3 separate regions of the Homo sapiens genome follow, and all the other regions are linked to region 1. Evidence: chromatin contacts called from ENCODE Hi-C or POLR2A ChIA-PET data. All regions are on one chromosome and are shown on one strand. The core of a region is the stretch at or near the end of the contact, and the rest is flanking DNA. Distances in the headings are between cores, read along the strand shown. Region 1 holds the start of IGBP1 (immunoglobulin binding protein 1). Region 2 holds the start of MTMR8 (myotubularin related protein 8). Region 3 holds the start of UPRT (uracil phosphoribosyltransferase homolog).

What was found. Hi-C counts contacts between places; a loop is a spot of excess contacts on that map. ChIA-PET counts read pairs that join two places held with the same protein, here RNA polymerase II (POLR2A). Pooled maps may share reads with other maps.
Region 2: a loop to region 1 is called in a map of CD8-positive, alpha-beta T cell, with 12 times the contacts of the local background. The contact joins the promoter of MTMR8 here to the promoter of IGBP1 in region 1. A Hi-C loop is called at or near these places in 2 of 168 maps with a recorded cell type or tissue (CD8-positive, alpha-beta T cell and naive thymus-derived CD4-positive, alpha-beta T cell) and 5 of 50 pooled maps.
Region 3: a loop to region 1 is called in a map of naive thymus-derived CD4-positive, alpha-beta T cell, with 13 times the contacts of the local background. The contact joins the promoter of UPRT here to the promoter of IGBP1 in region 1. A Hi-C loop is called at or near these places in 1 of 168 maps with a recorded cell type or tissue (naive thymus-derived CD4-positive, alpha-beta T cell) and 6 of 50 pooled maps. POLR2A ChIA-PET finds 5 or more read pairs at or near these places in 1 of 52 experiments (OCI-LY7).

What each region holds. Positions count from the first base shown.
Region 1 is chrX:70,131,882-70,135,104 of GRCh38, forward strand. It overlaps IGBP1 (immunoglobulin binding protein 1), which reads left to right and starts at 1,566. Exons shown (of 7, transcript NM_001551.3): 1 at 1,566-1,659; 2 at 1,842-2,254; 3 at 2,642-2,935. The coding sequence starts at 2,067. RefSeq lists an enhancer at 1,985-2,444.
Region 2 is chrX:64,393,756-64,396,978 of GRCh38, forward strand. MTMR8 (myotubularin related protein 8) reads right to left here and starts at 1,697. Exons shown (of 14, transcript NM_017677.4): 1 at 1,585-1,697. The coding sequence starts at 1,608. RefSeq lists enhancers at 1,325-1,584, 1,595-1,884.
Region 3 is chrX:75,272,650-75,275,872 of GRCh38, forward strand. UPRT (uracil phosphoribosyltransferase homolog) reads left to right here and starts at 1,436. Exons shown (of 7, transcript NM_145052.4): 1 at 1,436-1,991. The coding sequence starts at 1,606. LOC124905200 (a long non-coding RNA gene) reads right to left here and starts at 1,387. Exons shown (of 4, transcript XR_007068269.1): 1 at 829-1,387. RefSeq lists enhancers at 1,327-1,376, 1,397-1,446, 1,607-1,816.

The DNA of each region.
Region 1 (3,223 bases), core at 316-2,815:
TAAGTCTCCTCCACAAGTACTATCTTTTTCTTTATATTCCCTGCCAAGCCTGACCCTGAAAGGTCAGTTTACTAGAGGTGCCAGATAAACCAAATAGGTAATTCGCCAAAGCCTCACTTCCTTCTTAGTTTATAAAGCAGGGGTTGCAAGGGAAGGTTTATTAGAATCACCTGGGAAGCTTTTTCAACCTACATGTGTGCCACAGCCTCCTCTCCCTCTTAGGAAGCACTGTTCTAGTTTGGGGCTTCAATCTGTCCCACATTAAAGGTCTTCATCTTTCTAAATCCTACCCAACTGAAGGTTAATGGAGTAGAAACAATTGAACGCAGAAGTCACTGACTTTGTCACAAACTGGCTGGACAAGTCCCTTAACCTTTCTGGTCTCAAGTTTTTCCTCCGATTTTGGGGGTTCCCTTTAAACTTTGACATTCTTCTATGTGACCGCATGTCATGTCTAAGAAGCCTTCTGAACTACTCCTAGCATGGGATGACTTGCCCTTTCTTGCTTTTCCAACAGCCTGTGCAATACAACATATCACCTATTTTATACTGTCCTATATTGCCCTCTAGTTGTTTTTTAATGAAGCTTTTTTTCTTCTCAACGATATGTAGTTTAAAATACTAGTTTAAAAGTTTATTTTCAGGGGTAGACAGTGTGCCTGCTACTTAAATCTCCTAGGACAATTCAGGCTGCGTCCTAAGGTAATCAGTATGTATTTATATTGCTTTGTTCAAAACAATGACGTCCCTTCTTTGAAGTCCTGAAATTATGTTTTCCATCAGTTCTGTCCAGTAGAAATATAATGGGAGCTACAAATATAGTTTTAAATTATCTGGCAGGCACATTTACAAAGTGAAAAGAAAGAAGTACAATTAATTCTAATAATATATTTAATCCAACATATCCAAAAGACTATCATTTCAACATGTAGTCCATGTAAAAAGTATTTACATTTTTCATTCTTTTTTTTTTAAATGTCTTTGAAATCTGGGGTGTTTTTTACACTTGCAGCACATCTCGATTCAAAATAGCCACTTTCAAGTGCTTAGTAACCACATGTAGCTAGTAACTACCTACTGAACAATGCTGTTCTGCATAAGTTGGCTGCTTTCCAAACTGATCACTTTTTTTTTTTATTCAGATAATGACTGATACTGAGTACTCAGGCTAGCCAGAGTGGTGCAAAGATGAGTCAAATTCATTCTGATAAGAGAGATTTGTAAGTCACTAGCAATTATACAGCGTGGTAGGTGCCATGATAGAGATGCATAGGAGAAACCCAGACTTGGCGGCTGAAGGGCACAGGGTGGAAGGCGGTAGAGAGACAAGGAAGGTTGCACAGAAATAACATTTGATGTAGGAACTAAGTGCACGAAGGGAAGCCGGCTGTGCGGTGACCGGAGTTGCAGGTTGCCAATCTTGCTGAGGGGGGCTCCACCGGACGCCGGCCTACGGGTCGTAGGCGTGTGTGGGGTGAAGGGGGAAGAGGACGGGAGAGGATTGGCTGGGAGGAACCCGGAGCTCCATCTGGTGGGTGGACGGAAACCGCAGGGGGGCGCTACTTGCACTTCGCGCTCAAGCGACCGGATCTTCAAACCGTGGGAGTGGTGCGGCGGCTAGAGTCCCTGGACTCCTCAACCTAGGGAGCTACTCGCGAGGTAAGGGGCGCGCCAGACTGGCTCCTAAAACGCACTCGCTCGTCCGCACTCCTCGCGCTCCGAATTCAGCCTCGCCTCACCCGGGCTTCAGAGCCCACAGAACTTCTCAGCCCCGTGTCGGCGACGAGGAGCTCATGGTAAAACAGCGCCTAGGGTTTTGCTTGTTTGTTTGCTTTTAACAGATGCCTACGACTTGTAACGGGCTGCCTGGTAAAATGAGTCTATGGAAACGGTTGCCAGGGCCGGCTAACAGCGGCTCCCGGAAGTCCTTTGATGCTTTGTTAACAGTGAAGCTACTGGACCAATGAGGTGCTTCTTCCGGTTTTGTCCGCGCTCGCCTAATTCTTCTTTATCAAGGTTGCCTTTGACCCCGGAAAAGAGATCTTCCGGGTTCCTCTCTCCCCAAGATGGCTGCTGAGGACGAGTTACAGCTGCCGCGGCTCCCCGAGCTGTTCGAAACTGGTAGACAGTTACTGGACGAAGTAGAAGTGGCGACTGAACCCGCCGGTTCCCGGATAGTCCAGGAGAAGGTGTTCAAGGGCTTGGACCTCCTTGAGAAGGCTGCCGAAATGTTATCGCAGCTCGACTTGTTCAGGTATGGGGGAAGATAGTAATAATGGCTGAGAACGAAGGTAATAATGGTTACCAAGGGTGGAGCCATTGCGCCTGAGTGGAGGGGACCTTTAGTGGTGAGAACGTTTCGTTCCTACTTACCACTGCGATCTTGTGTACATTGTTTACATTCCCCACCTCTCTTCCCAGATGGTTGATATCTTACGACTCTGCTTCCTAGCGTCTGCTGATTGCATAGGCATTGGGTGTGAGCCCTCAGCCACTTTCATTGAGTGAAACTGGCCGCTGTTCCCCGTGCCTCCTCCCTCTGGTCCACTCCCAGCCCAGCCTCCCACTCCGTCCCCCAGAAAGCAAGGGCCACAATTTGAATGCCTAGTCAGGCTTCACTGCCTCCTTTTTGCTCTTCCAGCCGAAATGAAGATTTGGAAGAGATTGCTTCCACCGACCTGAAGTACCTTTTGGTGCCAGCGTTTCAAGGAGCCCTCACCATGAAACAAGTCAACCCCAGCAAGCGTCTAGATCATTTGCAGCGGGCTCGAGAACACTTTATAAACTACTTAACTCAGTGCCATTGCTATCATGTGGCAGAGTTTGAGCTGCCCAAAACCATGAACAACTCTGCTGAAAATCACACTGCCAATTCCTCCATGGCTTATCCTAGTCTCGTTGCTATGGCATCTCAAAGACAGGCTAAAATACAGAGGTGGGTCAATAGCTATAATATGAGGCCTGCCCAATGGCGGTGCTTTTCAGGGGCATGCTTTCTTGGCGGGTGGTGGGGGGCCAGAATGGTATGTGTCACTTTCTTGGTTCTTATTGAGCATAGGCCCTAGGGAGAGCAAACTTTCCTGAGTTTTTCCAAGAAGCCTCTGCTTTTGTTGAGATGATTATACCTACTTATCAGACCCTTACTACCTTATGGTTGGCAACAGCAGCAATGTAGTTTAGCAGAGTGTCTCCCAACCTTTTCCACATCACATCATAGCAATGT
Region 2 (3,223 bases), core at 447-2,946, 5.7 Mb before region 1:
AAAGGCCCTGAAGAGGAGGGAGTCAGAAAAAAAGGTTAAAGGTTGGAGTTTGTGCTTTGCCCATCAGGCAGCATCAAAGTTTTATGCTAAAAAGTGGGCAAAACATTACTAGTTACAAAAACTCTTTCACACACATCCTCTTATTTAATCCCACAACCATCTTGTGAAGTGAGCCGGGCAAATTTCATTATCCTCATTTGGTAGGTGTATCAGTCTGTTTTCACGCTGCTGATGACATACCCAAGACTGGGCAATTTACCAAAGAGGTTTATTGGACTTAACAGTTCCACATGGCTGGGGAGACCTCACAATTATGGAGGAAGGCAAGGAGGAGCAAGTCACATCTTACATGCATGGCAGCAGGCAAAGAGAGAGCCTGTGCAAAGAAACTCCCGTTTTTAAAACCATCAGATCTCATGAGACCCATTCACTATCACAAGAACAGCACAGGAAAGCCCTGCCCCCATGATTCAACCGTCTCCCACCGGGTCCCTCCCACAACACGTGAGAATTACGGAAGCTACAAGAGGAGATTTGGGTGGGGACACAGAGAAAAACCCTATCAGTAGGTGAGGAAAGCTAAGGCTCAGAGAGGTTAAATAATTTGTCCAAAGTCATTAGCTAAGTAGTTGGTGGGGGTGCAGTGGGCAGCACTTTAATTCAAGTCTTCTGGCTTCAAAATCCATGCTCTTTCCATTAAAAACACGCTGGATTTTTTACCAGGACTTCAATTAGCCTGGACCACGTGTGTTATGATCAACAGGAAAAAATAACCACAGACTAGTTGTGAATTTTTCACTGTTCCCCAGCCCCAGACAGGAGAAAGGAGGGAAGTGGATTTGAAACAGAAAGGGGCTGGCGTTGGGAAGGGAGGGAGTAGGATCTGGAAAGATGAGAGGAAAAAGTAGCAGAAGTAACTCTAACTCGGGACTGGCTAAAAACAGGTGACAACTGGCTAGATAAACCTCTTGGGTTTCTCCTACCGGCTGAGCAGAGCCAGATCCACTCTGCCCCACTCCTCTTCCTTTTCCATTGCCCAGCTTTGGCTGAAGAGATGCTGTGGCCCCCACAAACCCTCACAGGCATGCCGTGGAGCTGGAGCGAGAGTGGGGTTCTGGGCAATCCCTGGGGAAGGTTAGTGGCTGGAGGAGCCAAGAGGATGGTGAAGAAACGCTCGATAAAGGAAGTAACTCCGCAGGAGGCAGAGCAATGTGGGGTATTCGCGAATGGCGGTTACAAGTGCAGCTAGTATAAAAAGCTGAGATAAGGGTGAGTGTGAGGTCAAGGCTAGGGAGGAGCTGGAGTCAGAGGGCCAGAACAGGCGTGCACCAGGAGCGGGGGCGGCGTCGCGTAAGGGGACAGTGGTGCAGACCACCTCTTTCCCGGCCGCTGACGCCCGCAAGCAGATCCTAAGAAGAGGTGTTTGGTTGAAAGGGGGTGTGGACCCAGAAAGAGAACCCGGGACCCCCCACAGGAAAGACGCGTCAAAGAAGGCTGAGAAGGCTGAGGAGGTGTGTCTGGGCTCCCAGGTGAGCACCAAGAGGAAGCTCGCGGCTGTCAGCCTCGCTTAACTCTTCTCCTTACCTTGGGTACCGTAATATGATCCATGACTGCAGTTCCCGCCACCGGAAGATCTCAGTGCTACTCCAGATGCCGCCGCCACCGGTCTAGCCGCCTCCTGCCTCAACCCGGGTTTCTACCCCCGCCCTCCCGGTCCTGGCTCAAACTCTCGTCACCTGATCCTCGGCGAAAGCTCCTATCGCGACACTTTGACCGTAGCCGTTCCCGCCATCTTGCTTCCTGGCAAGTGCCCTTTTCTTCGGGAAATTGATTATTCTGGTTCAGGTTCAACGTTTGGCCGAGTCTTTAAGTCCCAGATTCGAGTACTGCCACCCTTCTCACCCTTCTTGATGCTATAAGGGCTCTGAACACAGATATCACTCCTTTACTCTAATATTACAATGATAGCATCCTGCAGCAGTAACACAGGCTGCCCCATGCTGGCAATTGGGTTTCTGAAGAGCTTCCTAGCTGTGAGACCTTGGGCAAGTCACCAGAGAATATTTTTTGAAATATGGAAAGGTATATCCTCCTCTCTATCTCTCCTTTATGTGTCTGCTGCCATCAACCTAGTTAAAATCTGGAATACTACAGTATCCTCATCACTTTTGCCATCGTAGATATGGGAAGAGGACCAAGAAAGGGCCCACTGGACCAGCTATCAGATGAGGGGTAAATAGGTGCAGACCCTCAGTGGTGTGCTCCAAGTCAGATTTGTGGTGGAAAAAAGAACAATCTGAGAGTTGGGAAATCTGGATTCTACTCCTCTCAGGTCTGCCACTAACTTGCTATGTGACCTTGGGGAAATCATGCCACCTCTCTGGGTCTTAAGTTGACCAAGGTTACAATGAGGGTATTGGCCACTATCTCAGGGTAATTTCTAGCTCTACTATTGCAGTGTTATGGTTTGCAATCTCACTGCCCCTACAAAATAATTTTGTTCTTCTTTGAGTTCTTATAACATTTGCTAGCAAAATTACTCGTTTATCATATTCTGCCTTCTTCCCTAGCCTGAAGGCCCTTCCCTCGATCCATGACCCTATTCTCCCTTGTACCATCGTTCCATCATGTTCAGCCCTTTCACTGCCAAATATCTCAAAAGAATAGTCTACTTATCATCACCTTCACTTCTCCATAACAAACTCACTCCTCCCTACCACTCCACTCAATTGGCTCTTTCACATCATCCTAAATTCCAGCTGCTGATTCCAACAGCTCTTCTCAGTGCTCGTTTTCTATTTGTTTTACAGCATTTAAAACTATTGATTCATATTCCTTTTTGACATTCTTTCTTCCCTTGACCTTTATTATAAACAAACTCACTGCCTGCATCCCCAACTGTTCCTTCTCTGACTCCTTCCCAGCAACTTTCTCTTTTTTTTAAGCCATTTTCCTGGCTTCTATCCTCATTCCTCTTCTATTTTCTTTCTTTTGGTTATCTTGATCTCTTCCACAAGTTAAACCCTTACTCCTGGATATGGCTTGGATCTGTGTCCCCACCAAATCTCATGTTTAATTGTAATCCCTTACGTTGGAAGTGGGGCCTGGTAGGAGGTGATTGGATCATGGGGGTGGTTTCTTCTGAATGGTTTAACACTAGCCTCCTTGGTATTGTCGTTGCCATAGTGAGTGAGTTCTCACGAGATCTGATGGCTTAGAAGTG
Region 3 (3,223 bases), core at 186-2,685, 5.1 Mb after region 1:
ATGGATGCACCAAAATCTCTCAAATCACCACTAAAGAACTTACTCATCTAACCAAACAGCACCTGTTCCCCAATAACCTATGGAAATAAAAAAAAAATTATAAAAAAATCTGTATAGGCATGTTAAAAAAAGGAAGGACAGAAATACCATTCAACTCAGCAATCCCATTACTGGGTATATACCCAAAGGAACATAAATTATTGTTTTATTAAAGACACATGCACACATATGTTAACTCCAGCACTATTTACAATAACAAAGACATGGAATCAACCTAACTACCCATTAATGATAGAATGGATAAAGAAAATGTGGTACATATACACCATGGAATACTATGCAACCATAAAAAATAATGAGATCATGTCCTTTGCAGGGACATGGATGGAGCTGGAGCCTATTATCCTTAGCAAACTAACACAAGAACAGAAAACCAAATGCTGCATGTTCTCACTTATAAGTGGGAGCTAAATGATGAGAACACATGGACACATAGTGGGGAACAACACACACTGGAGCCTACTGCAGAGTGCATGGTGTGAGAAGGGAGAGGATCAGGAAAGACAACTAGTGGGTACTAGGCTTAATACCTGGGCGATGAAATAATCTTTACAACAAGCCCCCATGACAGAAGTTAACCTATGTAACAAACCTGCACATATATCCCTGAACTTAAAAGTTAAAAAAAAAAAAAGATTCTTGTATCCCATCTCGGATCTACAGAATCACAATCTCAAAAATGAGCCGTAAGAACCTGCATTTTAACAAGCTCTACAATTATTGTGGTACATACTGATGTTTGAAAAGTACTGCCCTAGACACTCTTACCTCAGGCCGTTATAGTGAGTCCATACACTTAAAAATAAGCGTCTTTCCAAGTACTTTAAAGATTCAAAATGATAGTGGATCTGAAATGCCGCCTGAGTCCCCATGACAACGTGTACACTGTGGGGCCCAACCAATAAAGATAAGAAAAGCTTTGGCGGTCAAGCATACTTGGGAAGCTGCAGTTTCTAGAACAGTCTAGTAGAGGACAGCCTCTTCAGCAGCCTGCTAGGCATTTTTTTACTTCTTCCTTCTGTTATGCAGACAAGCTAACTGAAGATGCGGTTACTGAGATATAATTTCTCTGCTAGGTCACAAAGTCTGAAAACATGGGCCTTACGTGTGTAACTGTGTATCATCACCTGCCACCCCCAGTTTTTCCTGGCTCTACTAATCACCCAAAGTTCTGAATGCAGAAGCCCCAGGGGCCCCCGGAAGATCCTTCAAGCTGGCATCCTTGGCCTCGCTGCGGGGGCTTAGCTACCTGTGGGAACCCACGTAGCAAGGGTGACTCAAAGGGTTAACAAGCAGTGGCGCCGCAGAGTGGCGGGGAGTGCAGCCAATAGGGTGTCTAGGCAGGCAGTACGTCTGGTGTGGGCGGGAGTGAGCCAAAGTGTGCTAAAGGAAACCAACAGCGGCCTAGGGGTGAAAGGACAGCCAGGGTTAGATGTTCTGAGGAGGCGGGAGCAACCGAGAGAGCACGTGAGCATCTGTCCTTTCTACCCGTTCCTCTTTATCTTTAGTGTTCAGTAGCAGCGGGGATAGCCCGGGGCCCGGTGTATGGCCACGGAGTTACAGTGTCCGGACTCCATGCCCTGTCACAACCAGCAAGTAAACTCTGCCTCAACCCCAAGTCCCGAGCAGCTGCGACCTGGCGATCTGATCCTGGACCACGCAGGGGGAAACAGAGCCTCCAGGGCCAAGGTGATTCTCCTCACGGGGTACGCCCATTCTAGCCTGCCGGCCGAGCTGGACTCTGGGGCCTGCGGCGGCTCCAGCCTCAACTCAGAGGGCAACAGTGGTAGTGGTGACAGTAGCAGCTATGACGCACCAGCTGGCAACTCCTTCCTAGAGGACTGCGAACTCTCCCGGCAGATCGGGGCGCAGCTTAAGCTGCTGCCTATGAATGATCAGATACGGGAGCTACAGACCATCATCCGTGACAAGTAAGCCAAGAGCGGAAGGGGAAAGGGAAGTGGAGGGTCTTGCAGGCTGTGGGCGGGGATTGGAAGTAAAAGGGCTAAGAGACAGTGTTCTTGGCCTTGGCAAACTTTGGAGATTGGGGTAAGACCTTTTATTTGGTGTGTGTGTGTGTGTGTGTGTGTGTGTGTGTGTGTGTGTGTCGTGTAACTCGAACGCCAACCTTCTCTTTCCAAGTTCCGGTGTCTAACATCACTTTGGGTGGGGAGGAAGACTTTAGGTAGCCTCTGGGCTCTTTGTCTCTCCCAGGAAAGACAACTCCTTGGCCATTCCAGGCAGGTAAACTCCCCTATACTATGTGGGCAGTGCTTGTCCACATGGTAAACCTATAACCCAGAAATGGTTACTATCCAAGGTTATGCACTACCACCAATCACCTCAGGTTCATAAATAGAAATAAAGCAATTTCAAGGAAATTCTATTCAGGCCCTGACCCTTTAGTATTTGCTACTGCAAACAAGGTCTTTTAGTCTTGGAGTTCAGGTTTACTTGATCACATGAAAGCTTATCGTCCAACTCTTATCATTTTTCACTGTAAACTCACAGAACATAGTTAATGGATCAAAGGGAGCCTAAAGGAGCCTTTGGCCCTTCCTAATCCCACAAACCAATGTAGCCAGAACTTCATGTTAAAATGTAATTTTGAAATTTCTAAACCTACGTTGTAAATGGGTTTTCTCCAGGGAAATATGTACCATGATGAACTACAGCTATTTTCTTTATTGGCAGCACTTTAAATGAGCAGCATATCAAAACACCCCTTTTTTAGTGGCAGGGGTTGGGGGGACATGCCTTGATCTTTTAAAAATGGCTACTGAATGACAGATGCCACTCCCTAAACCAGACTCTAGAAACCTTGTCTTACACTATTGTAATAATACTGTTTCTCTGCTTGCAGTTTTTCCTCTCTTCCACATGCACCCATACATTACTGTACAATCAATCTTCATAACATACATCTTTGATTCAGTAATTGCCCTACTCAGCAACCTTCTTTGGCTTCTCAGAGCCTACCAAATAAAGTCCAGGATCCTTAGCTTGATTGATATTTTTGAGACAGGATCTTTCTCTGTCACCCAGGCTGGAGTGCAGTGGTGAGATCACAGCTTACTGTACCCTCATACTTCTGGGCTCAAGTAATCCTCCTGCCTTAGCCTCCTGAGTAGCTGGGACTACAGGGACATGGCACTGCCCCCCG